Regions from separate parts of the Homo sapiens genome. Here region 2 is linked to region 1. Evidence: chromatin contacts called from ENCODE Hi-C data. All regions are on one chromosome and are shown on one strand. Each heading gives the region's core, a stretch centred on a gene start or an enhancer-like site at or near the end of the contact. The rest is flanking DNA. Distances are from core to core; before and after follow the strand shown. Region 1 holds the start of SOX21 (SRY-box transcription factor 21). Region 2 overlaps LINC00554 (long intergenic non-protein coding RNA 554).

Region 1 (7,938 bases), core at 3,815-6,314:
CGGCGGCCCAGGCGGCCGGGAGCGCCGGCGCCGAGCCGCGCTCTGATTGGCTGGCGCGACCGTCCCTATCTGCTCCGGGGAGAGTGGAATCTTCTCTCCATCTTCTGCGCCCCGAGCCTGGGGTGAGAGGGAGATCCGCGGTGCTTTCTCCTATCTTCTTGGGGGAGGGGGAGGAGGAAATTGTCAAGGGAAGTAACAATCGCGGCCAGCAACCCTGCTCTCCCAAAGCCACCCCCTCGCGCGACAGCGTCCCCAGCACCAGTTCTTACTGCTTACACAGCGCAATTCCACCTGTTTGCACAAAGCCCGAAGCAACATGCCTGGCCCCTTGGATACGAGGCTTGCTTCAAGTTTTGGGACAACGGTGAATACCAAAGAAATTGCATCATGGCTTTAAAAAAAACCTTGAAAAGAAACGAAAATAGAAGAATAAAAGGAAGGGAAAGAAGAAAGATGGAAGGAAGGAAGGAGAGAGAAGGAAAGAAAGAAAAATGGAGAAACAGGGAGAGAGACGGAGATAGATAAAGAGATGGAGATAGAGATCGCGAGCCAGCAGCAGCTCTCTGCCCAATCACAGCGCTGCATTTGTGGGCCACTTTCAGACGCTTACACCACCCACCCCCGGGCCTTTCTCTACGCCCTCTTGCCCCGGAGCCGCTCCCCCCGCTCCAACCCCTTACTTCTGCACAGTCTAACTTGGCAGGAGGCTCTCTGCAGGCGCAAAACCCGCCAACTTGTTAGCAAGACCATTGGAGTCAGAATGGGTGATAAACGAGTCTGTGGGGCCTGTGGAGGTCCTCAAACAGCCGCACAATCTGTTGGCGATATGACCTCGGTGCTCCCCCTCGGCATCCTCACCCCTCCTCTTACCCATCTTTCCAGTCCTCTTCTCATTCATCAACAACTCCGGAGCGTTTCTCCCAGAAAACGCTGATCTTTGGGAAAAGGGGAGGGGGCGGGAGGAGGCGGGGAGTCTTCAGGCCGAGGAGGCGGCCGAGCTGGAAGGCTCAGGGTGGTAACTAAGATTTAGGGCTGGGGTGATTTCCAGCGAGCCGCAGGAAGTTCCGTGTTGAGAAGGGATGGGCTGCTACAAAAGGGAAAGACGAAGCCTTGAAAGGATTTAATTAACCGTGTCAGGGATAATTACCCCTGGACAGTCCAAATTAGTTTTGCATAATCGCTCAGAACCATATGAATTAACTTATAATATTGCAAAGAGCTCAGGGAATAACAGGAGAGGGATCATTTTAATTAGTGAATCAGGGTCAAACCAGCAGAGCCTATTTCTCACATTTCCAAAACTTTTCATGGTTTTTAAAATATTATTCCGTTGGGGGAAAACAATGACTTTAAAGACTTGGGTCGTTTATAAAGACGTGCAGCTCCAGAGATGGTCTCAATGGGGAAACTGGTTTAAGACTTGTATATAGTATCTTGAGAATTTCCATTTTGGTTGCGGGGGGGCGAGATCTTCCTATTTTTTTTTTTCTGACAGTCTTCTATTTCTTGTCTAAAATTAAAATCCTTTATGATTTTTCAAACTTTAGTAGCAATTTGTCTAGCCCTAGAAATCCAACCCTCTCCATTTGAATGTTATACTTCTACTTTAATGCGATTAGCATAACAAAATTAAGTCCTAAAGAGGCCAAAATTTGTACTTTGTCGTTAGTAGTGATTATCCTTCCAAATAAAACCTTAAGGTGTCAACAAGGAATACCCCAAAGATAGGAGAACAAATTACACTGATTTAAGTGGTGGGGCTCTTCAACTAACAAGATAAAGTGGTCAAGCAACTTTCCCCTCTTAAAATGTTACTAGAAACTGGTGAAATGCTTTGAAAGGTCTGGATGTTTTCAATGGGCTCTGTTCTACTGGTTCATGAATGCCTTTTTTTTGTTGTTGTTAAAGCTAATACAACGACTTGGGCTTTTTAAAAATCTTCTTTCCTATTCACGATTAAAAATGTGATAAATCAGGTTTTTGGCTCTGAATAACAATGGCTTGATTTAGATTTCCTAGTAAATCTATTCAAAAGTGAAACAAAGGGTGCCTTTGGAGGATACCTTACACTTCACCTGGACCAGGCACGTAAGGGCAATTCAGATAAAAATCTTGTTAGGAACTCAACAAGAAATAGAAGATTTTTCTTTTCCCTGGTTCAGGCTTTATTTAAACTCTTTGTTCAAAAAAAATGAACAGAGTGATAGTCGGATTCTAATTTACAGATATACCTTAGACGTCTAATATTAAATTAGAAGGTCACACTAGAAAATCATTTACACATAAAGGTTAAAACCATATTTAAAATTTTAAAAACTTTATATTACATAAAGCCAAAATGAAACTAAATACATGTTAGCCAACTTCATTCACAAACATTAGTCAAAATATATACATTTAAAAAGAAACAAAGCTAATAATTGAAGGTTCCTTTTTTCTAAAATGTGTTTTATTGCAATTTGCAAATGAATTGCAGGTGATCTAAAAAATAAGCCAATTGAGGAGGGAAATCCAAAACACATTAAACCAGCTCAACTTGGGAGAGAAATGCTAGCTGAAAATGAGAGACATCTGTTGAAACAATTCTGTGCTTTTTTTCTTCAGTTTTGCTAAATAATAAATATATAATTACCAGACAAAAAAGTCTGATTTAATCTTCGATAAAATTGCGATTCTGAAATAGTTTCGCAATTTTTAAAAGTTAACTTTGATATTCGCTCAAAATGTTTTTGAGTCTAAAGTCGACTCAAACTTAGGGCAACGAAAATAACACATTTTCCAAGCCTCAATGTTTTCACTGACATATACACATTTACAATCTTAAGGTGAACTCAGCCATAAGGGAAAATAGGAGCAGTGCCTTTTTCCTTTTTTGTAAACTGTGTCAGAAATCCAAGCGAGTGGACTCAGGGAGACTTCTAGTAGTTTGTTGTTGTTGTTTGTTTAGGAAGAAAATCCAATTGACAACTTTCATCTCACAAATATTTCTTGTTTGCGTTTCTTGCCCTTGAGAAAGAGCTCTTGCTCTGATTTGCAAATGGCGTGATAAACAAAAGAAACCGTGATCATCTCACACAAAAGGCCAGATTCGAGCCGGTCACTGGTCAAGAATGGATCTGGTTGGGAGTTCTGCTTGAGAGAACAGAGATCTGCAAAGTTCAAATAGTACAAACAGGGAGGCGAGGCTGCTCAGAGCCATCCCACTCCCAGAAACGAATGACACAAGCAGCTTTTCCCGTGTGCCAGCCATTTCAGACCTCACATTTGAACAGCGTGCATGCAACACGGACCGGGAGGGGGTTGGGGGTTGGGGGGCTGAGGGGCGAGGAAGAAGAATGAGAAACAAAAACAAAACCGACCATGAAACTTCCAACAAAACTGGAAAGGCCAACATGTCAAAAAGTTACTCCTCCACCTCCGTGGGTCAAAACGCAACAGGTTCCGAAGTGCAAAGCAAACGCCAACTGCTGCCGCACACAACCGCCTGCTTTCGAGTTGGCTGCCGAAGTGCGGGTCTGAAATGATCCTGCGAATTCACAGGCCTGCTCGCCCGCGCCCTTGCGCGCTTGGCCACTCCTGCCCCGCCTGGCCTCTCTGCCTCTACCTGGCACCTATACATTCTATGTACATACAAACCGGGCCCCCGGTCGCGGGAGGGCGCACGGGGAGGCCGCAGCGCTCGTACCTATACATATGTACACGTGTGCACACCGGTCCTCGCGAGGCGGCCCCGCGGGGTCATAGCGCGGCAGCGTAGGCCGCGGGGTAGGGGTCCAGCTGGGGCTTGCCCATGCCCGGCAGCAGGATGTAGGCGAGCGGCGGCTGCAGCCCGGGGCTGGGCCACGCGCTGCAGTTGCACGGGATCATGTAGCCCGGGTTGCCCGGGCTGGGGTGCGAGTGCGTGTGCCCCCCGGCGGCGGCGGCCGCCGCTGCAGCCGCCGCCGCCGCGCCGTGGAAGGCGCCCGCGCCCGCGGTCGGGTAGCCCAGCGACGACGCGTACGGGAGGCCGGACGAGGACGACGAGATCTCTGCCATTTTGGAGCCCAGGTCGAGCAGCGAGTAGGGGCTGCCCGCGGCGGCGGCGGCGGCGGCAGCGGCGGCGGCAGCGGCCGACTGCGGGAAGAAGACGCGTGCGGCGGCAGCGGCGGCGGCCGCGGCCGCCTTCTCGGGATTGGCGAGCAGCGACTCAGGCACCAGGCCGCCGCCCGCCCCCGCGTGCAGCCCGGCGCCCGCCTTGAGCGCAGGGTGCTCGGCGTCCGCCACGCCGCCCAGGCCGTAGGGCACCGGGAAGGCGAACTTGTCCTTCTTGAGCAGCGTCTTGGGCTTGCGCCGCGGCCGGTACTTGTAGTCGGGGTGCTCCTTCATGTGCATGGCGCGTAGACGCTTGGCCTCGTCGATGAACGGCCGCTTCTCCGACTCTGTGAGCAGTTTCCACTCGGCGCCCAAGCGCTTGCTGATCTCCGAGTTGTGCATCTTGGGGTTCTCCTGGGCCATCTTGCGCCGCTGAGCCCGCGACCACACCATGAAGGCGTTCATGGGCCGCTTGACGTGGTCCACCGGCTTGGACATGCTCTCGCCCTGCCGCGGCTGCAGCCCGCCGCCTCCCGGGCCCTCGCCCTCGGCCCGGAGGAAATCAATGTTGGCTGCCCGCGGAGACCCGCTCGGCCGGCCGGGGCTCGTCGCGCCCCGGCGTCGCTCCCGCCCCGGAGGAGGGGGCTGGGGGACCAGCCCAGGGCCACGCCGCGCCCCGGGCCGCCTTAGTGTCTCCGGCCGAGCGCTCGAGCAGGTTGTCTCTGGGACACTCTAACTTCTCGGCGGTGCCCCCTCCCCGCGGCGGCAGTTTGCCCTTTACGTTCTTTGGGTCCTTCGTCTGCAGTGGCGTTTGCTGGTGAGCTCCCCGCAGGTAGCGGCGGCCGGGCAGAGCGCTCCTCCTCCTCGGTCGTTCTCTCTTAAATGCAAAGCGTCCCCAAAAGTTGCGTCGCGGAGACTCCTCGAAGTTGAGCCGAGGAGCCCGCCGCCGCGTGCTGCCAAGTGCCAAAGGGGGCTCTCAGCGGCTGGAGTGTTTGGGTTCTCCTCGGTGACTTTCTCATTTGACAGAAGCAGATGGGGGTGGGGAAGGCGGGGAGGTGGCCCTGGAGGAGGAAGAGGAGGGGGAGGCGGAGGAGTGTCCAGGCGTGCCACGAGAACGCAGAGCGCAGCAATGGATATAAATACAAATACAGCAGCACCAGCCTGTCTTCTTGGCTCCGGGCAGGGTGCGCCGATGGGAAACCCCCAATCGGCTGGGTGATTTTTTTTTTTTGGAGGGGGGAGCTGTCCCCCGCAGCACCTGCCTCTCGAGTCTTCCTCTCCCGCTGCTGGACTGACGGGTGGGGCGAGGAAGGAGGGTGGATGAGGCTTGAGCAAGCGTTGGTCGCCCGGCCTCAGAGGAAGTTCTCCCGGCTCGCCGAGGAGCCGCGTCCGGCCGTCCCCTGGGCCATGCCGGCTCTGTTCGCTCCGAGCCCCTTCAGGCGCGCCTGCCGACTTAGGGCTCCCGGAGCTCGCCGGCCGCGGAGGGCAGCGCAGCCTCCACGCGGCGCCGCAGGCCTGGCACCGGCCGCGTCCCCGCCTCGCTCTTCTCGGCAGCCGCCTGGCACTTGCAACTAACTTCGCCCAAGTTTCCTGCGCCGCGGCGCCCCTCTCGGCGCGCTCCTGGGAGCGTGCGCCCGCGAGTCCGCCGCGCCCGGGGCCCCTCTGTCCTCGCTGCTGTGGCCAGAGCCGAGCCGGCGCAGGGGCGGAGGTGCTGCAGGAGAGTTAAGGAAAACGGGCCATCACCTCAGTTCGCAGGTCCGCGCTGTGGCACCTCCCGCTCTCCCCACTCCCGCGGCGCAGGGGGCCCCTTCCCAGCCCAGGCCGCCCTCTGCACCGGCTCAGGTGAGTGTGGCTACCTGCATGTGTGCGCGCCCGGAGCCGGCACTGGGTGTGCATGTCCAGCCGCGGCTGTGTGTGTATATCTGGGGGCCTGCGGAGGAGGTGGAGCCCAGGACTCGGGGAGGGAGGAGGGATCAGCGGAGCCGCCTCCCGCTCCCACACCCCCAGGACCTCGAATTAACAGATCCCCTCCGCCCCCCGCCCCCTCCCAATCCTCCTCCTCCCACTCCTTTTCACTTGAGAGCAGGTTTAGGCGAGTGGAGAGTCCGGAGCGCGCCGGGGAGTCTGCGCCCTGTTTGGCGTTGGCAAACCCTGGTGTCATCCCGGCTACCCAGGCCGGCCTGGCGTGCAGCTGCCCTGGTTGTGGCCCTGGAATCCTCGCCGGGAGGAAGAAGGCGGCGGGCACGAGTAGGAGAGCCTCTCCAGCTACGGAGGAAGAGGGTTAAACCTGGAGAAGGGGAGACTCACCCTTGAAAATGTTTGAGACTGTTCCTAGCAAGAAAGTGCTCATTTTCCTTGGAGGTCCAGGTGTTGCTTGCAACAGAAACAGAGGCTTCTCGCATTTTCTTGCACTGGCGATGCACCTAGTCAGAGGTAGTGGAGTGAAAAATAACTCTGGAGGGAATAAGGACATTCTTGGCAACCTTTCCAAAAAAGAGCTAGCCCAGACTGAGAGTATGCATCCTTGACTGACTATTCAGCTCTTTAAAAATTCTGTGTTGTTTGTCTTTTGTTGTAATCTTGGTCGCCAGAACCATCTATATACTGATCTCTTTAAGGTACAGTTAACTTACAGTGTCTCACTTACATGCGCTGCTGAGGTGAAGGTGTTTAAAATCAATAAGTGTAAGTAGTTTCCCTGGAAGAGAGAAGTAAAACGTACCAATCACTCAGTGCTGGAATATTTTTATGCTAAGCATAATTTCCTTCTTTAGTAGTTAGAGCAGTTTTTTAAAAAAAATAGTTAACACGATGCAGAAGTCAAACAGCATGATTCTGTTTCCGTATTTTCCTCACTTTTTGGTATGCTGCGGCACATTTAGAACATGATCTGTCTGGAGGTTTTATTCACATGGTGGCCTGCCCTTCAGGGAGAACTTGCTTGCCTTCTTTCTTTGGCAGTTTGGATTTGACCTAGCCCTGTGGTATGTGCAAGTAGGAACATCTACAAACGGTTAACTCTTTAAGTCTTCCTACGATTTATGTTCAGTTCATTCACACACACACACACACACACACACACACACACACAAAAGCTTTGATTGTAATTATGAACGTGAATTAAAACTGTTTCAGGCCATCAGATTTATGTAAAAGTTAGGCTTGTTTTGTTCATTTTAATAAAAGAATAGTGACTTAAAAATTACAGTCGTGATAACAAAACTGTGAACAGCAGTGGCATCTATGTGGGTTTTTGTTTTTCTGAAGATGTCGTATTGACAAGCTTATTTTGTATCGGTTATGCCCTTGCATTGTTAAAATAATTGGACTGATTTCTCCAGAACCATATTCCTTTACAGGCTCTGTAAAGACACTCTTGTCATTCACAGACTCTGGCTGGAGCAATGGGAAAACACTAGCATGTGTAATTACATAGACTGGAATATTAAATATACTGTTTTGTGATGATAAACTACAAAATTATCGTCCCTGAGCTTTTCACCTACTGACTTATAGGTTTGAGACAAAAATACTATACACTGGAACATAAAGAACATATGTATATATAGGCCACAAAACATGAAATCTGTTATTCACTAAATATTGTGAATAAAGTTAAATTTAATCGTGAAAATTATTTTGACACATAAAAAGGGAGAAGGATTGTGAAAATGTGTTTTATATTAGTGAGTTAAGTGATTTTATACTATTCAAATTTAAGTGTAAAAATCTACTGCAATAAATTATTACATTAGAAATGTTTGTATATATGATTGAAATGTATGCTTACATGTGCAATGTCTTATAGGAATAATATATGTAAGGTTCCTTGGCTATAGTTTTTTCCAGTATACATTTACAATATTG
Region 2 (7,938 bases), core at 1,920-4,419, 5.3 Mb after region 1:
TAGTTTTAAGGGCCCGTTTGTACCAAAAGTTGCTTGAAATTTTAAGCAGAGAAACCTTGCTGAAGCAAAGCAGCTGTGTCCCAACAAGCAGGATGGTCAAGGGAAGGTGATAAATAGGCTATATTTTGATCTTCTTGGGGGAGGAGATTAGATAGGAAAGCAACAAACCGTTGGCCCCAAAGGAAAGAGAATCTCTTGAAGAATTCAGTAAAAATAGAATAAAATATCGAGACTAAAATTGCCAGGTGGAAGTGAGAGAGCCAGAGCCCCAGCCACCAGCTTTTCTCCCACGTTTACAGCCTTCCTACCTTCCCCGCAGGAGCTGATCGGAGTTTTCAAACAAGATACTCTAAGGAAGAAGGCAAAAATAATTGTAATAACGAAAGGGTAGGGATGGGGAAGATTATTTTTAAATTTCTGAGCCATCAAAATATCTCCCTCTCCCAGTAGCTCCAAGAGGCCTTGGGCAGTGCTGGACCTCCCCCCTCCAGCTCTCCCAGCTGGAAAAAGACTTGGGTGGTGGCAGCGACACCTCCAGAGGATCGCGCAGCACCGCCGTGGAGACGCAGAGCGCGGGTGGCGCGATGGCTGCGGCTTCCCTGCTCTCCTTTCCCTCCAGCCCTGGAATGAGCCTCTGGACCAGGCTGGCCAGGCCTGAGGGGTGCTTGGGGAGAGAGGGGCAGCCCTGACCTCCCGGAGGTCACAATACCTGTTCAGTGGGGAGGAAAGGCGTCCAGCCTTGGGTGGGGGAGTGACCAGAGGGTGACAGAGGCCAGGCTCGCCTTCCCCAGCGGCTCTGCGAACTGCCCAAGCGCCAACTCCTGAAGCAATCAGAGCCCCATTAAAATCAAATTTATAACCCCTAATAATATTAGGCGAAATTATTAAAATAATTGGCATATGTTACTGATCCTTGGGAGAGTTCATTGAACACATTATAAGCTGTGAGGAAAATCGTTTAGAGTTTTCCAAAGCACCCCCACCCCCATGGGGGGACGAAGGAGTCAAATGAAATATTTGTCATAACTTGTGCAAGAACAAAAAGGCCTATTGGAAATGTTTCAACTTTTTTAAAAATTTATTTATTTTTTATTTTTTGGTGGAAATTGGTTTTGAGAGAAGCCCCAAATCTAAGGAGAAGGACAAGATGGGGGTGGGGAAGGCAATTTTACCATGGGGTTTGGGGCTTTTCTTCCCATCTGGGGAAGAACAAAAAGGGCCAGAAGAGGTGGCCGATCTCACAGCCTTGAGTTGGTTCGATTGCTTTCCCCATCTGAAAGTCAGAGAGCCACCCGAGGCCCCTTCAGGTGCGGGGGCGCTGATCCTAGTTTTCAGCAGGAGAATAAAATATGAACGAGGAAGATCACAGCCTGGGAGTGGTCTCCGAGTCCACCCTAGGATGTGTGGAGCGGGCGGGAGCCGCTTTTCCTCGAAAGGGCTCCCAGTCCCTGGTCCCTCGCTTCCCAAGGCTTTGTCCAAACAAGTCACGGACCCGACAAGGTGGTCCATTCTCTCTCTTTGGCCTTTCTTTTCTGCCCTTCGAATCCGAAGGACTGGATGGAGGGGAGGGGATATGGCAATAGTGTAGAAGTGTCAAGATGTGAAAATTGCTCAACTGAGAACGCACGCGGGGGCTCGCGGCCCAACAGCCTGCACCACACTCAGGAGCCTGGGCCTGGGCCTGGGGGTGGGGTGGGGGGGACAGGCGTCCCCCCCACCCCAACCCCACCCCTATCCCTGCCCGGCTGTCTAAACGGACCTAAATGCTAACCTGCTGTTGCCTTGACTCCAGAGACACGAAACTGAAGCTAGCCCTCGCCCCTCTCTGGGATCCCGCGCTGCGCTGCGGGTAGCTGCCCGCAGGGAGGCCCAACCTGCCGCGGCTGGAGCACGGTTTCTGCTAGCCGCCGCCGTCAACTTGAACTTCAGTGAGCCTAGGCCGGCTTCCTTCGCGCTCACCTCCATCCACCACCTAAGAAGTCCCCTCAGCGCGAGCGTCGCTTTATCCGGAGGCAGCTGGAGCCCCCTCGGGAGGCCCGTCATTATTATTATTAATTATCGTGATCCTTACTGCATTATTAATGCCCAGGATGATAACCGGCATCGGTATCAGCTTTCCCTGGTTCAGTGATATCCCACGAAGTTCGGGGCGGGGAGGAAGTCACTCCAGGATCAGAGGCCGCGTCGGTTCTGCTTGGGGCATGGGCAGAGGGAGGCTGCTGGGGCCAAGCCCCGGCTGGACGCGAGGGAAGAAACTCGTCCCAGGACCCGCACGCCCATACCTGGCTGTCCCAGAGCTCTTCCCTAGGCCGGCACCTTCGCTCTTCCTCTTCCCCACCCCCTAGCCCTTTTGTCTCTTTTTCAGACGGATGTTTTCAGTCTCAAGTGGTTTTATTTTCCGCACAAAACCCTGAGATCAAGGGCAGATCACAGACTGTACCGGAGGCTCGGGTTTCCCTGGACTCTGTGCTGTTCTGCGTCCCAGGGTTGGCTAGGAAGGAAGGCCTGGGCCGGCGAGGTGACGGGTCTCCCGCCCAGGTCGGCAGGACGGGGGGAGGTGTGTCCCGGTAGGTCCCTGGTGAGCTCACCCGTGGCATCGGGGACCCGCGGGAACCCACCGGGCGCCCACTAGAGACTCGGGTCCTACCCTCCCCCACACTACTCCACCGAAATGATCGGAAGGGCGCGCTAGGCCTGCTTCCAAGGGCTCAGTGATAAAGGCCTCAAAATCACACTCCATCAAGACTTGGTTGAAGCTTTGGGTAGGTTTGTTGTTGTTGTTGTTGTTGTTTGTTTGTTTGTTTTAGCAGACACGTCCTGGAAAGAGGTCCTCAGAACCCAAAGGTTCAATAATGATTTGTGGATGGATTGATTATAGTCTGATATCGCTCTGGTTCCACAGAAACCCGGAGCTCCTTGGCCCACTGTTACCCCAGCAGACCTAAATGGACGGTTTCTGTTTTTCACTGGCAGCTCAGAACTGGACCGGAAGAAGTTCCCCTCCACTTCCCCCCTCCCGACACCAGATCATTGCTGGGTTTTTATTTTCGGGGGAAAAACAACAACAACAACAACAAAAAAAACACTAGGTCCTTCCAGACTGGATCAGGTGATCGGGCAAAAACCCTCAGGCTAGTCCGGCTGGGTGCCCGAGCATGAAAAGGCCTCCGTGGCCGTTTGAACAGGGTGTTGCAAATGAGAACTTTTGTAAGCCATAACCAGGGCATCCTGAGGGTCTGAGTTCACGGTCAAGGCTGTGGGCTACTAGGTCCAGCGAGTCCAGGCCTCGCCCCGCCCCCGAGCTGCCACAGCCAAGATCTTCGGCAGGGAATTCGAGACCAGGGTCCTCCCACTCCTGCCCCGCCCCGACAGTCCGAGAACTCTCGGTGCTGGGGCCACCTCGTCGCCCTCCCACGTTTCTCTTTTGTTCCCAGGAGCCGACGAGCTTTTGAAGAGGTGACACCTCGCTTCGCCTTCTCCTGCTCTAGGCCCTGCCCTCGTCCAGCATCCCTCCTGCCCCACGAAGCGAGAGGATGCTCAGCGCAGCTGCCAGGCAGAGAGTGTGTGGGGAGGTCCCTTGCCTTTGCGCGCGCGCACACACACAGACACGCACACACACAGACACACATACACACAACACACTCACACCATATGCTCACACACCCTCACCTCCTTCAGCTTCCGCACCTCCCAGCCACAGGCTCGCGTGAGTGGGAAGGACCTGAGGCCGCAGAAATGTGGGTTAGCGTGGGCAGCAGGAGATGCTCCCCGCACCCCTCCTCCCATTCCTACCTCCCCCAGCCCTTTCTAGCGCCTCTTGGAGGGGACCGGGCCTGCCCTGCGCTCTCAACCTAATTCGGCCTCGGAGGGTCCTCCCCCACCCAGGGCGGCACTCCCCAGGCCGGCACTCGCGCCACTGGCGTGGGACTAAGGCTCCCTGCAGTTGGGTCTCCCAAGCCCACTTCCAGGGGCTGAGAGAGGCCAGGCTGCCTTGCCTGCCCGCGCGCCCTCCAGCCCTCGGGTGTAGGGAGGGGAGCGCCCCCTCACCTCCAAGGAAATCTGGAGTAAGGGAAGAGCTGCCTGGCCCCCGCGTCCCCTGAACCTGGCCTCAACCTCTGCCTTTCCCAACCTCCCGGGCTAGGTTTATCTCTGTCCTAAAGGCCAAGCCGGTGGCCCTGGGGAGCAGAAGGGAGCTCAGAGCTGCTGGAGAAGGTGGGGGGTAGAAATAATAATAATGTCAGAGATAATCATCGCAGTTAACGCTCAGCGACTGGGCTGCTCCGCGGAGGCCGGCGGAGGCCTACAGAGGCTCCTGACTGGCAGAACTGGAGGTGTGGGTGTGGTTCCCTTTTCACCCCGGCTCTTATGTTGCCAGTCTCCCCCCTACCACCAGGCAAAGCCCCCCTAAACTTAGGGTCTGGAACAAGGCCGAGCCAGCGAGGGCCTGCCAGGAGCTGCGCTGGAGCCTCTCGCTGCATCCAGAGCTGGTTCTTGTTCTTTTCTCTCTCTTGGCCCACTGGGCCCACAGTGGTTAGGTGGCCGAGTGTGGTTTCCCGAAACTCTTTGGAGTCGCCTGGGTCTGCGTGCCCCTGGCCCCGTCCTCACCCCCGGGCTCGTCCCCCAGCCTCCGCCGGCCCGCCTGTGAATGGTGGATTTAATGAGCGTTTGTGTGGCGTTGGCCGGCGGTTCTGAAGATGCGCTGACCTGGAGGGAGGGCGCGAAAGGTCAGGCGCATGCCGGGCCCAACTTGGGCTCCTCCCAGGCCCACGCTGCTCCGATATTGATCCTGGGAGAAAGATAAACAGAAAAGCTGGACATTCAGTCATGAATACTAATGAGCCAGGGTAGGGGTTTTAATTGCTGTGGACTTCCTTTCTCCAGTTAATCCTTATTGCAAACTTCGCTGGAGTCAGCTTTCTCGGGCCTCCCGCCTCCTTGTATTTTCCTGTGAAATACCCAGGCGAAAGAGACCCGTGACAACTTGACTTTCTCCTCTTCGAGAGGCCCGTGTGAGCTCGAGAGCCCACAGCCCGTGTTTCCAGTGTGACTCTGTTTACTAATTATGGAAATATAGGGATCCTATAAAATAAATTGTTTCAATATGGCTTTGGCGAGTCTGCTTCTTGACTTCTTCACCCTTATTGTTTCAAAGACTTCGTGTGTCCTTGGCCTTTAAACTTCCTCTTGACAATTTCATCTTTTCTCCCGCCACGGAGCTCCTTTCTACTCCAAACGGTGCATTTTTTCCCCAAATGTTCACGTTTCTCAAGTCTCCAGGACTTGGCACTGGCTTTGCCAACCGCAGTGTCTAAGTATTTCAACCTAGCAGTGAATTCTTAGGCAAGCTAATTTACCACGTTACACAAATTTTGTGGTTTCTTTGGTACCTACAAGCAACATTGTAATATGAGACAGGAATCTAAAAGAATTGTCAGAAAGATTTCTGCCTCCATTCTTGATATGCATTTGATAACTTACGTATAATCACTTTTATAAAAATAAAGCCATTCTTGAGTGAGCTTTTTCTTGAAACTGCATTAAGTCGACTGTAAATTCTATAAAGCAGTTTTGGCTGTGTGATCAGGAGAGAAATATATAAGCCCATTTTTGTGACAGACTAGGTAGAAATGCGTTGAAACCCAAGCCAGAAAAAAAAAATCAGTTGTGCTAGAGAAATTTCCATTATTCTGATCCTTAAAGTTTTGAACAAAATAAGCCTGTATTTCACTTCATTGTCAATAGGTCCCAGCATTGAAATCTCCTGAGGATTCTGTTTCACTTACACTTTTCAGTCCAAACTTTTTTTTCTTTGCACAATGATTTATTATGTAGGTAATTTTAGGGGATGCAGTTTACAGCTTGAATTATTAGACTGAACACCTCTGGCTGACACCACGACGCCTTTTTTTTTTCTGCCTGCAGCTGTGAGTCACAACCCCATTTTCATACCCAACCGCTGCACATTCCTTCACAATGTATACTTCCTTCTTGCAAAGATCAAACATGCTTTGGTCAAAGTGTTTATTTTAAAATACAGGAAAATTAAAACTAAACACAGCTCTACTGAAAAATCCCCAAATGTATCATATTTTCCTCCTCCTGTGCCCACAAAAAAATTAACAAATTGCACCACTTTCTGGGGTAAAAAAAATGAATTGAAGGAGAACACACAGACACATAGAGACATAGTGTTCATTTTAGTGTTGAAACACACCAGAAAACTTCCCACTTCCATTCATATTTGGATTCCTGTTTGGATGTCTAGTTTTTACTATAAAAAATATCACAAACCAAACAACAACAACAATGTATCATTAAAAAGATGCTGACAGTTATGTATTTTATTCACCAACCTACACACTCCTCATTCCTACTTCATTTTTCCCCTCCTAGTGTTTTTCTTGTAATTATATCTTTCAGATTGTAACTTTCAGGGGAGAAGTATATTTTGAAATATTTTCTAAATAGAAAACAAAAGGTCTCAGTAACTCAGAAATAAGTTAACAATTCCTAAGCATCTCTGTGGGTCTTTGGCATGTGTGTGTGTTTTCTTTTTCCTTTCAAATTAAGATGAAAAAATTATAAGGGAGAATCACTCCATCTCAGCACCTAAATCCTGTAAAGTGGACTTTAACTGCAGATTTTGGTGGACAAGCTGCCCTTCTGCAGCACACTCTCTAACTGCATATTTCAGCTTCTCGATGCTCCCACTTGAAAGAGACATAGACCTCAGCCACCTCCTCTCTGAGGCAATTTACTCAGCTTCTCCAATCACACAGTTCTTTAACGGGGCAGAAATTGTTGGGTTGTTTTTAATCAAGTTTGGAAGCTGAATCTCTTTCCCCTGATGACTGTGCCCAGGGGTGGATCCGGCTGAATGTCTGGCGCTGCGGGCAGCGGGCTTGGCCACCCGTTTTTCAGACACAACACCAGAGAATGGCACTGAAATAATCGCGTGTAGCAGAAATGTTTAAAAACATTAACCTCTCTTATTTTCTATACTTGTGAATTAAAAGGCAAAAGAAGCTGAAAGGAAATCTGAAATGATACTCATTTACCTACTGAAGGCAGACCAAGAAACTGTAAAGATGCTTGATGCTTTGAAAATGTACTCTGTAAAATCTTTCAAATTAGATGCTGCTTAAGATCAATGGCAGTAAAAATATTTTTATGGTTTGATTGGTTAAAACATTTTTAGATATTAGTGATGATAAATTAACAGATCAGAAGTTTCTTTCTAGGAACAATTTGGGAGGGATATAGAAAGTAATCTAGTAATCTAATAATACTCTTCCTATTGTTTAAAGGGAGACAAATTATAGTACATACTATGTGGACTTTTTTAAACTTTAGATCAATAAAAATATTTGGCTTTCATATACTATTGAAAATTCTTTGCGAAAGTGGAGAATCAAGGATTTTAAAGACCAAGAACAAAACAAAGAATCAGATTACAGTCTTCCTCTAAAATACACTTCTTCCTTTGCTGGGTTTTCAAATGATATCATTGGTGATTCTTTGTTTATTTGAACAATCTCTTGAAATTAAAATGGATTGAATATTTCCCTCTAGGTAGTTCAACTTCAGACACACAAATATTTCTAAAAGTTCTAAATGTAAATCAAAGACTTTATAAAGCTTCAGCAACAACATTTCATATCATGGCAAAACCAATTTTATTGTGACATTCCTCTCATATCTGGCAGATTATCAGACACATCAAAAATTCTCACCTTGAAAATGCACTCTTCCAAAAATCATATACATTGGAGAAACTAATTTTTATAATGTGTAATTTGTGGTTTATTATCTCATTTCTGTTTTTAAATCCAAGTGAATTAATTTAAAAAGTAAATTTGGATTAGAGGGGAGACATTAGTGAAAAGTCTTATGTATTAATCAAATTCTTCTCAACTACCTCCAGTATGCACACACATC

The links. A loop is a pair of places that touch in the nucleus more often than their neighbours do. Pooled maps may share reads with other maps.
Region 2: a pooled map shows a loop between it and region 1 (15-fold over the local background). The contact joins the enhancer-like site here to the promoter of SOX21 in region 1. A Hi-C loop is called at or near these places in 1 of 168 maps with a recorded cell type or tissue (CD4-positive, alpha-beta memory T cell), 2 of 37 single-sample maps with no recorded cell type and 13 of 50 pooled maps.

The regions. Positions count from the first base shown.
Region 1 is chr13:94,707,481-94,715,418 of GRCh38, forward strand. It overlaps SOX21 (SRY-box transcription factor 21), which reads right to left and starts at 5,065. Exons shown (of 1, transcript NM_007084.4): 1 at 2,142-5,065. The coding sequence starts at 4,569. The coding sequence ends at 3,739. SOX21-AS1 (SOX21 antisense RNA 1) reads left to right here and starts at 5,236. Exons shown (of 2, transcript NR_046514.1): 1 at 5,236-5,913; 2 at 6,158-7,938. LOC112268114 (a long non-coding RNA gene) reads right to left here and starts at 5,963. Exons shown (of 2, transcript NR_158368.1): 1 at 5,928-5,963; 2 at 5,240-5,782. LINC00391 (long intergenic non-protein coding RNA 391) reads right to left here and starts at 1,021. Exons shown (of 3, transcript NR_170286.1): 1 at 871-1,021. RefSeq lists enhancers at 1-283, 5,789-6,290.
Region 2 is chr13:99,987,247-99,995,184 of GRCh38, forward strand. LINC00554 (long intergenic non-protein coding RNA 554) reads right to left here. Exons shown (of 1, transcript NR_047483.1): 1 at 7,653-7,938. Among named protein-coding and RNA genes, the nearest start is that of LINC00554, 6.7 kb to the right of the region's middle. RefSeq lists an enhancer at 3,062-4,011. Within about 2 kb of position 3,170, at least 2 of the 41 ENCODE cell types and tissues checked have a DNase peak (open chromatin) inside an H3K27ac peak, as active enhancers do.